2 separate regions of the Mus musculus genome follow, and region 2 is linked to region 1. The links are chromatin loops, found by intact Hi-C in ENCODE. Cell type or tissue: left cerebral cortex. All regions are shown on one strand. Each heading gives the region's core, and the rest is flanking DNA. Links, peaks and the distances in the headings are about the cores only.

Region 1 (2,913 bases), core at 100-2,599:
AACACCATAGGCGATCCGATTAAACGACCATGGCAGGAGTTATTTCTCCTCTCTGCTTCCTTGAATGTCAAGCAGATTTTAGAGGTGGGCTACACAGTTAACTAAAGGGTTGGGAGACAACCCTACCCATTATAGGAACCCAGGAAGAGCTGGAGGTTTTCTTGGTTGATATCTTGAGCAATGTGCAGTCTGTAGGTTTGAATGAGGTCCAAATTGGCCTGCAACTCCTCCTAGAACGAGTGGAAGAAAAGACCAGTAAGCTGAACGGCAGAACACGTCCATCTTATGTAGTTTGTATTTTCAGTGACAGGAGCCACTGTGCTCAGGAGGGGACTGGGGGTGCTGTGGAGAGTTATTAATGTACCAGCACACCGAATGGCTTACATCTTCTAAGATCAACAATACCTATGGGCCCCATCAGAGTTCAGTTCCATATTCTGTGTCGAACCAGGGCACCAACTGGTAGATGGATATACCAAAGATAGTTATATGGAGCGAAAAATGCCAGGTCCAGGCAGTATATCCTATGATTTTACCTATTTTAAATTAAAAATTAGGCAAAAGTAAAGAAGAGAGGTAATGGAACAGTGAGTGTGTTTCGGGGGATTAATGAATAGGAAGAAGAGAACCTCTTTGTTCTCTTTGTATGGAGACATTTTATACAGTAATATATGTAGATATATAAGAGAATCTATAGGACAAAGGTCAGAGGCACGCACTTACAGTATGTGCATCATAGTGTATGTGAGTTATGCCCCCTTTGTCAAGAATACAATATGGACGGAGGTTACCCACGAAGAACCAGATTAAAATCCCAGCACTTGGAAAGCTAAAGGAAGAGCATCCAAGTTTGATGCCAATCCTGGGGACAGACATTGTCAAAAGCAAGAGAGCAGGGAATCAGAAGACCTAGAGTGATTGCCTATGAGAAACAGGAAATGGATGTTTCATAGATTTTCTATAATAAGCCTGAATAAGCTCTTCTTCCTAAATGTATAATATTAGTAAAAAAATAAAATGAAAAAAAAAGAGAAAATAATAACAGGAAGACTATAACTTTGGAACTAGACCCTGATTCAAATGTCAGCTCCATCACTTTCATGTGGACAATGGTGGTATATTATGCTGTGTTTCAGGCCTTTGGTTTCCCTCTCTCAAAATTAAGCCAAGGTGCTGGAGAGATTGCTAAGCGGTTAAGAGCACTGGCTCTTCTTTCAGAAGATCCAGGCTTATACCACCTACACCAGATAAAATAAAAACTACTCAGCAGGCACATAGCCAGTAGGTGGTGACAGCCTGCTGTATCTCGACCTTCCATTCTCCTTTAGGGGTATTTAGAATTAAGGATGCAAACTAACTGAGCAGCCTCCACGCCTCCCTGTAACTGCCCCTCCACACCCCAGCCCCTCACAGCTCCACACCTCATCGAGCAGTGTCTCCATCACTCACTTTCCCTTAGAAATCAGGACTGGAGGCAAATCCCCCACCAACAGCTGTCCATCCCAGGACAGCAGCCGTCCTGCTGGACACCAGTGTCCCTCAGTCCCTGGCTGGATGAGGTCATCTCTAAGCTCCTTTCCCAATAGCAGCTCAGCGCTCTTGGCTTGTCTCCTCTGAAATGTTGATTCCTGTGAAGCCCTTCCTGAACCTCCTGGTGGCTCTAAAGCTGTCTGCTGAGGCACTGGTGTTGTCAAACATACCCAGATGGCATTCTGCTCACGGGGGACAGGTGGGGAGAGGCTGTTTTCTGTCTCTCTCTGAGTGCCAAGATCCGTGAGGCTAAGAGAAGCCCCTCCTGCAGGGCTAGCCTTTGCAGGCCCACGTGCCCTTCTGACTGCAAGGACCATGCTCTTTGCAGGATCCGTGCATTGCAATGAGCCTCTTTCTCTCCTGAAGCACAGGAAGGCTTTTTGTACAAGAACAGGAGCTTACCTGGCCAAAGTGATGAGCCAGAATTATGTCCACAATGTTGGTGGTAAAACCTGAGAGCTAAAAGATAAAAAATGGTGTTAAGCTGGGCGTGGTGGCACATGCCTTTAATCTGAGCACTCAGGAGGCAGGGGCAGGCGAATTTCTCTGGTCTACAAAGTGAGTTCCAGGACAGCCAGGGCTATACAGAGAAACCCTGTCTCGAAAAACCACCACCACCACCACCAAAACCCAAAAAAACCCAAAATGGTGTTAATAGAGTTAGCAAGTGTGAGTATTTCACAGGCTGTCCACTAAAGGAAGGTGTTCTTTTCTGTCCAAACATTATTCCTCAATAAAACAAGAGGTCACAGGGCATGGTGGCAAACAACTGTAATCCCAGTTACTAGGATGAGAGAGGTTAAGGGAGGAGGACCATAGTTTGAAGTTAGACGGGATGTATAGGAAGTTACTGGTCAGCATATGCTACAGAGAGAGACCATTTTTTCAAACCAGACAAACCCTACAAATTTAGTGTGATATATTTGTGTGACACAGTATTTTCAAAGAAACATAGGAAGTCTGAAAAAGGTTAAATTTCCATTCTAAGGTAGTATGGCATACTTTGAAATAGGGGCATTGTAGCAGGGTATTTTATAGTTACACCTACAGACCCATGAATTCAGAAGGCCGGGGTAGAAGGTTTAGTTTACTTCAGCACTGGACTTGGAGATTAACCCTAGTGACCTTGGGAGACCTAATCTCAAAAAGAAAAAGATAAAAAGAAAGCTAAAAAGGAGAGAGAGAAGGGGGTGGAGAGGGAAAAGGAGGGTTGAAGGACCGTGTGAGGGAACATGTTAGGTAGTGCTCTGAAACGTGCAGTCTGGGACGGTGGCCTCTGCTGCCTCCTCCCTGCCCCTAGTTTTGCATTTACACTGGGTTGATGGTGGGTAGAGATCAACTTACCACCCTGCCCAAGACATCCAAGACACAAAAAATAAGGTT
Region 2 (2,913 bases), core at 140-2,639, 52 kb after region 1:
CTGCAGCCTGCTATGTATTATTTAATTCTAGTTAGGAAAATTAAGCAGGGAAGATGAAAATTTTGTGGAGCCTTTGAAGTGTGGAGGAGGATTTGCTAAGGGAGGAAAAGGCAGTTTGTGCTAGTTATTTTGGGGGCAAAAAAAAAAAAAAAATCAACACATTTTTATAGCTGTTCATTTGGAACTCAAATCAAAGGAGGTGTCTTAGATTCTTCACCACCGTGTCAACGCTTTCTCGTTTTATCTTAAAGCCTGAAAATGCTCAAGACCAGCTTTGGAGCAGAGCCAGAAAGTCCCAAAAAGAGGTGATACTGGCTAAATCTGCTCTGTCACCTCCACAAGTCCAGCCAGCCCAGCCAGCCTAGTCCTGACAGCTAGAAAAGAAATGCTAATTATACCTTGGGGGGCTGGGGGGGGGACACCCTGGGGGAGGGGAGTGGGGTTGACGCAGGAGAGGCTTACTGTGTTCTACCAGGGAGCCACAGGGGAGAGCCTCTCAGCTTAAGCCATGAGGCTCCAAGTCTACCTGTGACATGCAGGAGAGCTCTGCAGGGGGAAAAAACGGCTTCGAGAAAAAGAAGGGAGAAAGCACTGGATAGGGAAGCAGCGAGGTACAAAGGTGAACCGATCTTAATAAAACCTTTAGCAAGATCCCTGGCACAAAGCGAGTATTTGGGAGGGAGCCAGTTCACGTTAACATCGCGATTGTTATCACAACAGCATTTCCACCGTACTGACCAGAAGATAATTCTATTCGTAGCCCACTTTTACGACCTTTAAAAGCAACTCTAGATAAATGACAAGTGTATTCCCCACCGCCCCAAATTTAAAGATACAAGGTCAAACCCCACCAGCTCTGGCTGTGAAAGCCCCACCGCCTCTGAGTTAAGAGAGCTGGCCGTGTCACTTGTCAGTTGCATGACCTTGGACGCGACATTTCACCTCTCCGTGCCTCAGTTTCTTTGGCTACAAAGTGGGCTTTAGACAAACCGTGGTCCTGTGGTCCCAGGAGAGAAGAGTGCCTCTGTGGCTTTGGGAAGAAACCCACAGAAGGCGAGTCCAGGCCCCTGTCAAAACTCTCTGGGCTGTGAGGGGCAACGGGGTAGGTGGATGCTCAGCTCTAGGAGCTCCGTGCTCCGCCGTGAGAGGCGGAGAACGGGTGACAGCCTCAGGGGGTTCCAGCGACGGAGGGTGCAGACCTCTGTAGCGACGCCGGACCCCAACAGGTCACACGCTGCCCTCCGCCGACTAGGTACCGGCAGGGGCGCGGGAGGCCGGGCTGAACGCGATAGGCTCGGGGGGCTCAGAGAAGGCCGACCGCGAGGACCCGGGGCTGGTCGCGTGGCCATCGGTCCGCAGCGCACAGAGGAGCGACACCCGGGCGGGCGTACCGCGCGGCGCGCCCTCCGCCCGCTGTGGTAGAGGCGCTCACTCACCTGAAGCGCTAGCGCGGGGCCGTCAATCTACAGCAGCAGCGGCAGCAGCAGCAGCAGCAGCAGCAGCAGCAGCAAGGAGGGGGGGCGCTGCGCAGCGCAGGCGCGCTGAGGATGCCGGGGGTTTACGCATGCGCAACGCGCCTGCTTACGCTAGGAACTACAGACAAAATGGTGGTCAGGCCTACAGAGTCTCTAGCAGCGCCATCTTGGCTGTAGTTTTTCTTCTTGCGGTGTCCCGGAGGCTGTTGCTCAGAACTGCCAGGAGGGGATGTGAAATGTTTTCTCTGCACACCTACCTCTCCCTCATGGTTGAATTATTAGTAAGCTCTTATGGGCCATGACATACTTGTTTTAACAAGGTTTAAAGCTACACTCAAGATCATCTGGCACTCCTGAGCCTCAGGGATTCGATTTCCAGGAATCAAATTCCTAGTCCTCTTCCATCTTTTACAAATGGCAGCCATATTATTTCCTTCTTGAGTAGAACAAGAGAGTTGGTTACTTCACACAAAACAAACAAAAAACGACTGAACATATTATTGACTCAACAATTAAAGATTTTCATTGTTAATTGTGCATATACGAGCATCTGTGCAGGGCAGTGATGTTCATATAAATGTAGCAGATTCCTACTAAAGACAGCTGCAGAATGTTGAAATGGGAGATTACAGACATGAATTCCAGTCCTCTCTACGAACAGTGCACATCTAAACACTAAGTCATCTCTCCAGACTAGAATCAAAACGTTGCCTGCATGTGCTGGCAACTTTTATGTCAATTTGAAATAAAGTAATTTGGGAAGAGAATCTCAGTTGAGAAAAGGCCCCTAGTAAATTGGACTGTGTAGTGTATTTTCTTAGTAATGACTGATAATGGGAGCACCCAGCCTACTATGGGTAGGTGGCCCTGGAGGGGATAACAAAGCAAGCTGAACAAGCCATGAGAGAAGCTGGGAAACAGCACTCCTCTATGGCACAAGGGTCACCATACCTTTGGGAGCTGACTCTTTCACAGGGCTTACATATCAGATATTTATATTTGATTCATAACACTAGCAAATTAGTTATAAAGGAACAACAGATAATTGTGTGTCTGGGGCTCACCTCAACATGAGCAACTTATGTTATTAAAGGGTTGTAGCATTAGGTAGGTTGGCCTATTATCAGTTTCTGCCATCTTCCTTCAGTGAACTGTCTACCTAGAAGGGTAAAATTAAACAAACCCAGGCCAGGCCCAAGCCAATCTGAATGAAGGCAAAACTAGTATTGAAGGCATTTTATTACATGATTTATATTTTTTTTTTTTTAAGATTTATTTATTACATGTAAGTACACTGTAGCTGTCTTCAGACACACCAGAAGAGGGCGTCAGATCTCGTTACAGATGGTTGTGAGCCACCATGTGGTTGCTGGGATTTGAACTCTGGACCTTCGGAAGAGCAGTCGGGTGCTCTTACCCACTGAGCCATCTCACCAGC

The links. A loop is a pair of places that touch in the nucleus more often than their neighbours do. Peaks named below come from ENCODE experiments on the same cell type or tissue, not always from the same donor. Only the 100,000 strongest peaks of a DNase experiment are listed, where the experiment ranks them.
Region 2: a loop joins it to region 1, with 4 times the contacts of the local background. A loop is called at or near these places in 6 of 42 quality-filtered maps.

Annotation. Positions count from the first base shown.
Region 1 is chr2:156,938,425-156,941,337 of GRCm38, forward strand. It overlaps Ndrg3 (N-myc downstream regulated gene 3), which reads right to left. Exons shown (of 16, transcript NM_013865.2): 9 at 1,933-1,989; 10 at 127-230. Among named protein-coding and RNA genes, the nearest start is that of Ndrg3, 52 kb to the right of the region's middle. In left cerebral cortex, for the core only: a CTCF peak has its summit at 1,283 (motif pointing right); DNase peaks (open chromatin) are centred at 182, 1,299 and 1,793; H3K27ac peaks cover 2,500 bases.
Region 2 is chr2:156,990,563-156,993,475 of GRCm38, forward strand. Ndrg3 (N-myc downstream regulated gene 3) reads right to left here and starts at 1,549. Exons shown (of 16, transcript NM_013865.2): 1 at 1,437-1,549. In left cerebral cortex, for the core only: CTCF peaks have their summits at 508 and 1,685; DNase peaks (open chromatin) are centred at 291, 512 and 1,587; H3K4me3 peaks cover 1,492 bases; H3K27ac peaks cover 1,896 bases.